Regions from separate parts of the Mus musculus genome. Here region 1 is linked to region 2. Evidence: chromatin loops called from intact Hi-C (ENCODE). Cell type or tissue: gastrocnemius. All regions are shown on one strand. Each heading gives the region's core, and the rest is flanking DNA. Links, peaks and the distances in the headings are about the cores only. Region 1 overlaps Junos (a long non-coding RNA gene). Region 2 overlaps Junos (a long non-coding RNA gene).

The links. A loop is a pair of places that touch in the nucleus more often than their neighbours do. Peaks named below come from ENCODE experiments on the same cell type or tissue, not always from the same donor. Only the 100,000 strongest peaks of a DNase experiment are listed, where the experiment ranks them.
Region 1: a loop joins it to region 2, with 2.1 times the contacts of the local background. A loop is called at or near these places in 2 of 42 quality-filtered maps.

What each region holds. Positions count from the first base shown.
Region 1 is chr4:95,130,908-95,136,288 of GRCm38, forward strand. All of the region lies in intron 1 of Junos (a long non-coding RNA gene), which reads left to right. Among named protein-coding and RNA genes, the nearest start is that of Gm12708, 60 kb to the right of the region's middle. In gastrocnemius, for the core only: no CTCF peak of the experiment used is centred there; DNase peaks (open chromatin) are centred at 3,109 and 3,931.
Region 2 is chr4:95,080,066-95,085,446 of GRCm38, forward strand. All of the region lies in intron 1 of Junos (a long non-coding RNA gene), which reads left to right. Among named protein-coding and RNA genes, the nearest start is that of Junos, 30 kb to the left of the region's middle. In gastrocnemius, for the core only: no CTCF peak of the experiment used is centred there; a DNase peak (open chromatin) is centred at 2,730; H3K27ac peaks cover 2,662 bases.

The DNA.
Region 1 (5,381 bases), core at 175-5,174, 51 kb after region 2:
TCATGCTTTATACTACTGTACAGAAATCTCTCATGAGACCATCAGGCATTTTAACATGGGGTGTGCCATTTCTGCACCTTTTTGTACTAGAACCTCCTGAATCATGTGCTATAATAGTAAGTAACATATATATATATACACACACGTGCACGTATACCCACTCATGCACATGTATATGTATCTCTGAAATTATATCCTGGAGAATCCATTATCAACAATATTTTTCTTTTCATTTATTCATTATTCAGAACAACTGTTGGCCGATTAGCCTTTCACAGAACATGACTGAGGGAAAAGTCTTTCTTCTGTATTCCAGTTGAAAAATAGGAGCTAGTTGCTCTGGAGATATGGAAATTATAATGACAATACAGAGACCAAAATTATTAAGACCTGCCTCCCTGTCTTAAGAAGTTGATGGTTTCTCATTTGCAGCACTCAGTTTCTTCACATTGACTGGAGAGATCAACAAACACATACGGAGCTCATTTTACACACAGGTCTTCACATGAAGCCATTAAATAACAAGGTTAGAATAGGCTCCATTACAGGCATAATAGTAACCATGGAACTATGTGTACGGGTCTTTTTTAACCCTAAAGATACAAGGCCACTTGGCAGTTTAGATGGTACCAGGGTATATGGTTTATTGAGAGACCATTCCCTGAAGTACAGATCATGTAAACACTTTTAATACTCTTAAGAATGTATCTTCACTGTTATTTTGGGAGTTACAATGTACTCAAAGTGTTTATTTCACTTCTTCAGTGACAGTGAGTTCTCTATGCTACCTAGTGTACAGGTAGGAGAACAGTAGTGTGCGATGAGCAACCATAGAGATGTTATTAATAGGGAAAAGTGGACTAAGCGCTTCCTGAAGTGATGGTATTAAGGTTGCTCTTGATTCTCAACTTGGTTAGAATGACGCATGGTGGCTTCCTGGAACAGGACAATTTCCAGGAGTTTGAGGACAACTTTGTTAAGGTAAGGGACACCCTGTCTCAGAAAACCAAATACAGTAAAAACAAACAAGAGAACACTTGATTAGGTTGAGTGATTAGTAAAGCACACCTTAAACATTACTTTAAGGTTTACTTCAGAGATGGCGGCACCGTGAGGGCCCTAACTTGATCAGTGGTTTTTGTCCACTGATGGATTAAACATTGGGAGAGGGTGAAGCTGTGGAAGGTAGGGTCAGTTTAGAGGAAGTGGATCTCTAAGGGATAGGGCCAGCTCATCCCTATCACTCTTTCTGCTTCCTGTGCCTTTGCCACACATTCAGTAAACCCATCTGAGCTTGAAATGAAACCTATAAAATCATTCATTCAAATAAACTCCTCCCCCCTTAACTTGATGATACTAGGATTTTAGGGTTTTGTTTGTTTGTTTGTCTGCACATAGTGATGATAAAGAGACCAGCACACATGGCAATTCTAATTCTTATACATTGCAAAACTTAGACTTCTTTCTTGATTAAAACAATAATTATAAAAAGGCATAGCAACAACAAAAAAGTCACAACAAAGAATGGCAAATAGAGTTACCTTTTAATGTTGAATGAGGTAATATTGAGCTCACTTTTACAGATTGTATCAGATTGGTCCCTGAACACGTGCATCATGTATCACTTGATACTTAAAGAGGCCAGAGTCTAGTGTTGGCTGCTGGCTGAACCATAAAGATGAAAGTAAGAGGCACAAGGCAAGGAAGGAGCTCCCAAAAGACTTAACAGAGTCAGTAGGCATTCAGAGACCGTCTCCTGTGGGTGTCACTTTACTATAGATTGTAGAATTTAATGAAGCATATTATTTGGTTTGCAAAGAACTTTCGTTTGTCAAGTGTGCTAGTGCCTATTGAGGGCCTACTATGTGTCAGTTCTGGGGAATATATTTTCCCATCCATTTGTTCTCTTGAGTCTTCTAACCACCCATTTACCCAAGGGGGATGAGCGGCAATTCCTGCACACTGCTGACCTTTGCTTTTTCCTTATGGTGGCAAAGAGGTTTCTGATTATTACAGCAGTTGGAGATGAAAGTGAAGTAACTACAAGCTGATACCAAGAAAGGTAAATTGCAGCAGACCATTGGGAGTTAGAAACACCACTCCACTTACAGCTCCCAGAATTCCCATTTGGAGAAACTGAACCTCTATAAGATTCAGGGACTCACTCACACACTCTCACTGCTTAGAAAACTGTATGAAACTGCTTAAAATGACATTTCTTTTCTTTCATGTTTTATCATGGTAGTGATAAGGTCCATTCCTGACTGTAGGGGAAGCAAAGCCACTAATCTTCAGTGTCACATTTTTATGGATGCTGTGGCTTGTCTCTCTCTAGGACTCCTTCCTGACTCTGAGCACAGTAGTGTCCAGAGCCCAGGGGATGAGCCTTTTCATATTCTAGTGCAATGTTTTTCAACCTGTGGGTCATGATCCATTTGGGGTCAAACAACCCTTTCACAAAGGTTGCTCAAGAGCATTGGAAAACACAGATATCTACATTATGATGCATTTAACAGTAGCAAAATTACAGTTATGAAGTAACAACAAAAAAATTTTATGGATCATGAGGAACTGTATTAAAATGTTGTAGCATTAAAAAGGTTGGGAACATTGCTCTAGTGCCTTGGCTTGAGGAAAGTCATCCAGCAATGTAGTCCTGACAGCCTTACTGTCTGACAGGGTGGTGGGATCTGACCTTTGATTATTGCTTGATCACCTGCAGGCTGTTTCCTTGGATTTCTTTGTCTGTGAAATGAAGCAAAACTACACTGCTTGGATGGAGTGAGAAAAGGTATATGCCATGAGTTACTATCTGTGAGGTACTTCTCCCGTTGTAGGCAGCCAGGCTTGGTGAGAATGCTGGGAATGTGACAGAAGCTTTGAGGCTAAGAGTGTCTCTTTGTTTAGTTTCTCCCACCCTATCCGGCTTTATTCTGGATGTGTTTGTCTCTTATCTTCATGGATCTAATATTGATCAGGCAAGAGAGAGTGAAACTGTAAAAAGACCTCTAAGAGGCAGTTAGGCCTTGGTAGGGAGGGGTGGGTAGGCCTCATTCTGTTTGTACAGGTGCATTGTAATGCTGCCTGCGGTGTGAACATTTTCCACTTCATTACTCCTGGCCCTGGCCCAGGCCCTGTCTGCTCCCCTGGCCCCTGTCTTAGTTTAATTTCAGCCGTCCCTGGCCTTTGGAAGAAGTAGTAACAGAAAGGAAAACAAATGAGGTAGCCATAAACATTTTTTTTTTTCACATTTGACCAGGCAGGGCTGATGGCATGCTTGTGAAGCAGAAGGAGGCCAGTTGGCTAGGGCTGTAGGTGCTCACATCAAAAGAACTTGTTCCCCAGGGGCTTCTGTCTGCTGAACCCGATCCCGCTAGGTGGGGTTGACTTTGCTTTCTTGTGTAGGAATGATCCAAAACAGATACCCATGGGTCCCACAGTGGCAGAGCTAACATTTGCTGAGCATACACTGTGTGCCAGATACTATTTTAAACACTTTAAGGAATTCTTAGGCTGATTTATTGCATCTTGCTGTTATTCTTCCAGATAGGGAAACTGAGTCACACAGAATAATTTTGTAGTAACATAGACACATTTTGTCCTTAGCGTGTCCTTGGCATCTGCATGTTGAAGTGCCATGCTATCCTTTCTTCTAATGTAACTCATAGTATGTCCTCATATTTGATGATATGACTTGGATTAATTTAATCCCTGGATTAGATGGACTCACAAAGTGACAGAATCCTATGGTTATTAGCTGCTACAGTTCTTTCTTCCAGATACCCAGATTCTGCTGAGTTATCTCCAGTGGTGGAATAAGCTCTCTCCTGTGTGGGCTTCCTATTCATTGTGCTACGCAGTAATTCAAAGCTGGTGGTGGTCTCTCGGTGTGAGGAGGGAGGCTCCCCCATCTCGCTGGTTAACTGTCTTGGCAAGGTGCCGAGTGCATGCTGAGTACTAAATCCGCCCTGTCTCTTGCCTGAATTTCCCCTTGTCTTTCACACATTGAAAAGAAAAGAAAGAATTTGCTTATTGATCAACTAGCTGAAAGATGTTTTTACAAAACAATGTCAGGTTCTTTCCTCATATGAAAAGAGACTCTGTAGAGTAAGGGGATACAGTTGCTGCCTTCTCTCTTTTGAATGCATCTTCCTTTCCCAAGTGTTTGAGATGGCACATTTGCTAAGCACCAACTTCAAAAAGGGATGAAACACATTCTCTATCTGTGGGGAGTGCCTATGAGCTGTGGGAACTCACCACACAAATAACCTGCAATTAGAGGAGTGTGTGCTGGAGAAGGGAGCTCAGCAATAGGAGGAATGACAAGTGACATTCATATAAAGTCTCTAAGGTCCATTGGGTGCTATTTCTGCTACCTCCTAGTGAGCTTATTCTATGCAAGAGAGAGAAATGTTTGGACTTGGCACAGTATAAAATTGCCCTCCAGATACATGGTTTATCAGAAGAAGAAGAAGAAGTTACAACAGAAATTTGCAATCAATTATACCCATACCTCTTTCTCATATGTACAAGGACCTGGCTTTTGCTTTTTAATGTATGCCAGGTTCTTTCCTCCTGGCCTATTTCTCTCCCCCCCCCAACACCTCGGCCCACTAATTTACCCCTCTATAAGAGAACATTCCTGCTAGTCCAGAGTAATGCTCCAAAATCAGTCATCTTTAAAAATAAATCTGACTTTGGACCACCACCTTCTCACCTTCTCTTTGCTTCTCTCCAAAGACTTCTCCTGCATTCTCCTCTCTCTCTCTCTCTCTCTCTCTCTCTCTCTCTCTCTCTCTCTCTCTCTCTCTTTCCCTCTCCCCCACTAGGTCACTGAGACAGACATTGTCAGGGACAGTAAGGGAATCGAGGAACAACACATTGCCATCGCTGAAGGTGAACAGTTCTCAGTGCCCACCCTAAACTATTACTGCCTGTGCAACCTGGCTCAATCATTTTTTAAAATGCCCCCTTTGCTTGGCTGCTGAGCAGGACTTTCTAGAGTGACTCCCTAGCTTACCAAGCCCCTCCTTCATGGCTGGTCATCTGACTGGTTTCCCAACTCTTGCTCCCTCCATCCACTGGAGTCAGCATGGTCTCCTGCTCTTTACTCGGTCCACTTTCTTACCTGGCGATCTCAAGCCAAGTGAAGCTTTTAGCAGCACGTGGTTGAAGAATGACCAGTATCTTACACCTGTCATTCTCTTCTCCATGGACTCTTCAACACACATTTCCAATGTAATATATTTGCCTCCTATTTCCTCTGGAAATGGCCATTCTGCTCTGATTTCAGCCCCTGTCATTGGCTCCTCTTAGCCTCATCCCTGCCCTCCACCCACTAGCAGGTCCCAATTTCTTTTCCTGAGAAAAGTCTGAGTCAC
Region 2 (5,381 bases), core at 176-5,175:
GCCCTGGGCGGGAAGAAGACAGTTAGGGACTTGGCCTCTACAGGCTGGCTGCCTCTTGCCCTTGAGAGAGGATATGTATGCCCCGACAAAAGGCCTGGGTCTTCCATCTCTCCCTCCTCCCTCCCTCCTCCTTCCTTCCCTCCTTCCCTTCTTCCTTCCATCCCTTCCTCCTTCCCTTCTCCCTCCCCCTCCCTCCTCTTTCCTCCCTCCCTCCCTCCCTGCATCCCTAAAGCAATGGCCATGAGAACAAGTTTGTTTGTTTGTTTGTTTGTTTGTTTGTTTGTTTGTTCAGGATTCTCACCAGTTATGACCAGACAATGCACAGTTGCTATTTCTGGTTTATAAATCGTTCCGTTTTGCTTGCTTCATCCTTGTGCATACCGGGTCCCGGGTGTGGAATGCTCCAGCTCCATATACAGAGGAGCAATCTTATACCTTTTAAAGAACTGGTTGAGGACTCCAAGTTAGTGTGGGGAAAAGGGTATAGCCCAAGGGGTTTGTTGTTGTTTTGTATTGTTGGTTGTTTGGTTGTTTTTTGTTGTTGTTGTTGTTTTTTTTTTTTAAAGATGTGATAAGTTAGAATCTGAGCACACTAGAAGCTAAGCAATGAGGGTAGACATTCAAGGTCAGATTGGGCTACATGGTGAGACTCTGTCTCAAACAACAACCAAAAGGAGCTATGATAGAGGTAGAGCTAACTTTTTTATTGGCAAAGTGGACCAGAGTCTAGGAAGGTTGTACACCCTCTCCCTTCCTTCCTTCTTCCTGTGTATCTCACTATGTAGCCCAGGCTGGCCTCCTGGATATCACATTATGTAGCTCAGGATGGCCTCAAATTTGAGCCACTTCTACCACTATCTCCTAAGTGCTGAGATTTTGTCATGAAGCACTACAGAAGTGAGAACTGGGATGTGAAGTGAGAACACTAAGATGTGAAGATTTGGTGGTGGCAGTAGTCAGAAATCAGGATTCCTGGAGGGGTTGACTTTTAGTGGCAGGCCACGTCTAGGGGTTTGTCAGCCCTGCTTAAGTATGTATGCTAAAAGAATAAGTGAATTCTTACCCATTATCCTATACTAGAGAGGATGCTGGTGTTCCTCTTGAAGCCCGAGTTCTAGCCCCGTTTCTTGTGTCCCCCTCATCCTCTCTGAATTCTGCTTCTTTGTCTGTGAAGCAGAGGCTCACACCTGTCCAACCTTCCTCCTTGGGTTGTGTTCCAGCTACTGGGACACTGTACACTTGCACCAGTTTGTTATGTGAGCCACATGAGTGCAGGCGACAAAGCCACATGGGACCACAGCTACCTAGTGTGACCCCAGCTAACCACTTCACTAAGGCATCCACTTCTCATCTGGAAGTGGAGGTAAGCCTGCCTCTCCAAACAGGAGCAGGGCGGAGAGCTGTCTTACAGAGTGCTAAGAGAAGGCTATGACAGTTCTCTCTTCTTCCTTGTCTCATGGTCATTAGTCCATTTCTCCTCCCCTAGACCACCACTGGGGTCCCCCTGGGTGCCTACCGGGGTGCTGAGTGCCACACATGCTGTTTCTCAGCAGTACTTCCACTCCTCCCCATGGCCTGTAGGCTCATATGTCTGCATTCTCACTAGAAATGCCCTAGCACAAGAAAGCACTCAGGGCCACAGAAGCCCAGGCCTGTGTGAGCAATCTCACATCTCCAGTCAGCTTTTGCAGGGTTCCCAGAACGGCATGTCCACCCAGAACCTGGGACTGGCGCAGCTACACATCCTTTTCAGGAGAGCACGGCCTCGAGGCTGCAGGAACTCAGGGTGACTCAGCTTCACATGTGACAAACAGCCTGTGAAGTAAAACAGACCAGAGCTCCAGCACGGCTGCCTTCAGATTTCAGGGAAGGAAGGGGCGGCCTGAGAGGTAATGGACAGCGTTGAACTCGCATGTCACCTCAGGCCAAATGTGTGCTCTCCTGCTGAGGCCTTACCACAGACACCTGAGTGTGTGATAGTCTGAGAGGTTAGCCTTTCAGCGTTGCACGAGGGGGGGGGTGTCATAATAAGAAGATCAAGGAATTGAGCAGAAGCATCCGACTTAGATACCCTTGTTCTTTCCTAACAAAATGTCAGGAAAAAAAATGTCTTTTTCCCCCAACCCCACTTTCTGCGGCACTGCAGAGTTCCCTGAGTGTGATTTAAAAACAGACTGACCCACTGAATTGTATTTTTCAAAGTTTGCAGCAAAAGATGCCCCTAGCTCCTTTTACCATTAACACCCAGGGCTGTTCCTCCCTGCTTGTCCTTGGTTTATGATAGACAGGGGGTGTGCAGGGAGTGCTGGGGCATGAGCCTGTGTAGTGGGCAACACCATAACAGGGCGGTAGAATGGCTACTAGCAAAATCATGTCCATGGCTCTGTCCAGCACTGAAGTCATAGTTACAACCTACTGAGCTTTGGGGGTCAGAGGTTGGGAACACCACTCTCAGGGAACACTCAGAGGAGGTATGGCCTGGCAGGAAGCATTGGGCCATGCCAAACAGGAAAGGGGAGGGCGGGCCTGGGAGGGACTGAAACGTCACCAGGATACATGCCAAAGTTGGGTGGGCCTAAATACTAGGGCAGAGCTGCTGGGCACATGACTCTTGAAAATCTCCCAGGGAATAACTTCTAATCCCTGCCTTATTGAAAGGTTTGGGGAAGGCTCCAGCCTGCCGTCTGCTGCTCTGGGCTGTGGGGGGAATCCTATGCTGGCACATAGCCACAAGGACATTTCTCAGGGAAAGCCTTTGGCCCAATAAGTCTGTTTTCTCCTTTCTTTGGAAACTAGGATTTGGAATCTGTTCAGGAAAAATGTAATGTACAAACAAATAGCCTTGGCCATCTGTGCCTCCCCTTGGAGCCAGGTCAAGCCTGGGGAGAGCTTAGCCTCTCTGGGCTTTCCAGCTGTAGGCCATCCCTTTGTAGCCAGTCTCTGCCTGTCCTAAAATAATGTCTCCTCTCCTTCCCCTAGTGCTGCTCATACCCAGGTCTTCTCAAGTGCTTCCCGAGATGGTAGGGATGTCCCCATTGTAGTGATTACTTGCTTCATCAACCCCTCCCCCACTAGTCTCACTTCTCAGGGGATTAGTTGCTTCTCCAAAATATTATTCCACGTTGTTTCAATGTAAAATGTTCTTTCCTTGTTCTGTAGGTAAGAACCCCTGGTTTTATTTTTAAAACTATCGTCAAAATGACTGCCAGTCCTTAAACTCTGGCTGTGAGCTAAGCAGGTGGTGTTTCATGCTACTCACTGCCTAGCAAAGTGTTCAGGACAGAACCTGATGCATAGTACATGCTCAATGAAGGGTGCTTAATGTCCCTATTAATTACTTTAATTCTGATGTAGTGCTCATGGCAGACAGGATTTGTCTTGTGCATTGCATGACAAGTCTGTGGGCCTCATGAGGGCAGGGATTGTGTGTTTACTCTCTAGTGTCTCCAAGCACGTGTTTACCCGGAGGAAATTCCCAGGGTGGCAAGCTGGTCGTTCAAGCTGGTGAGCAGCGCAGTGACTTATGTCTAGGATTCCAAAATCAGCTTGGAGTCACTGTAGTCTAAAGAATAGAGGGTCAGGACAGAGCAAAGATCTTGGCTTGCTTCTACTTCAACTGTCTACTACCTTTATGACCTCAGAAGGATTGATCTTTTTGAATCCTAAATACCTATTTTTCAAAAACAAACAAACAAAACAAACAAACAAACAAACAGACAAACAAACAAACAAAGTTAAAAGTGTCTGCTTGTCTTCTTCGCAGGTTTGTTGTGGGCATCAGTGAGCATGTACAGACTGTTGTGAGCATCCTCTTGGAGTCCATGGCCATTGCCGCTACTGTGATTTAAAGAGCTGTGCCCCTTCTTGGCTCCTGGGTTGGCACTTGTTTTCCAGCTGTTTGGTGGTGCTGTTTGGAAAGGGCATGGAATCTTGAGGAGGCAGAGTCTTGTTGGAGTAGGTAGTCACAGGGGTGAGACGTGAGGGTAGATAGCCTGGCCGCACTTCCTGTCTGCTCTCTGGCCGCACTTCCTGTCTGCTCTCTGGCCGCACTTCCTGTCTGCTCTCTGAATCTTGAGTGTAGATCAGTGTGACTAGCCGCCTCATGTTGCAGCTGTCATGCCTTCCCTGCTGTGGCTGACTGAATTCCTTGTTCTACGGTGACTCAGAAGAAACCATTCCTTCCTTAAGTTGCTGCTGCCACAGCAATTCGAAAAGGAAATCATACATACAACTGCCATACGTGCCAGAACATGAGCTGAGGATACATTTAGTGGATACATGTAGTGGGCAGATAGCAGCCATTACATGTGCTCTATATGCATAGTCTTTAAATTTCGGAATACCTTTTCTCTTCTGATCATGCATCTCAAGTAGTGACTTTAACCTTTGAAAGTTTCTTTAACTGCACCCCTTTCTAGCTTTAAAATCTTGGCCTTATATTTCAGAGTAAATGTTTATAGGTGTCCTGTAAAAGGTGGAATCAAACACTTAACAATACTTGTTGTTTGTTTCTATGTGATCCAAGAGGGGAGAGGCCAGGGCTTATCTGAAGGTGTAGAAAAAATTAAAAAAAAAAAAAAAAAAAAAAAAGTGTGAGTCACAGCCCTAACTCTGAAAGAGTTTACAGAATGGTTTGTTAGCCAGAGCTGAATTCTAGAAGGGTAGGCAAAGCACTTGATATAAAAAGAGGTGGTTTGTGAAGACTACAGAGAAATGGGCTTTGTTTATGGTTTCTATTTCTGTGAAGAGACACTATGATCCCTCACCTCCCAACTCTTATAAAGGAAAACATTTGACTGGGGCTGGCTTATAATTCCAGAGGTTTAGTCTATTATCATCATGGTGAGAAGTATGGCGCAGCCATGGTGCCGGAGAAGGAGCTGAGAGTTCTACATCTTGATTTGCACATACCAAGTAAAAAGACGGAGCCACTAGACCTTGCTTGAGCATCTAAGACCTCAAAGCCTGCCCCCACAGTGACATACTTCTCTGATAAAGCCAAACCTATTCCAGCAAGGTCATACCTCCTAATAGTGCCACTCCTATGGGCCAAGCTTTCAAACACATGAGGAGTCTTTGGGGCCATTCCGTTTGAAATAATCACAGTATTCAACCTTGCAAAAGACTGATGCTTACTCTGTAATCCTGGGAACATAATTCAAATCCAGGTCATTGGACACTGCTAACACAGATCTGGGTAGGATTACAGTTTTTTGTTTTTTTGTTTTTTATTTCTCAGCATAGTACATTCAAACATTTTAGTAATGTACCCATTTAAAAATGTCTGAATTTTCAAAGCTGCTGATATTCTGGGGTTGCTGCTCTCATGATGAGAAAATGAAAGTATATATTTAGGCATGAGATTCTTTACCTAAAAGATG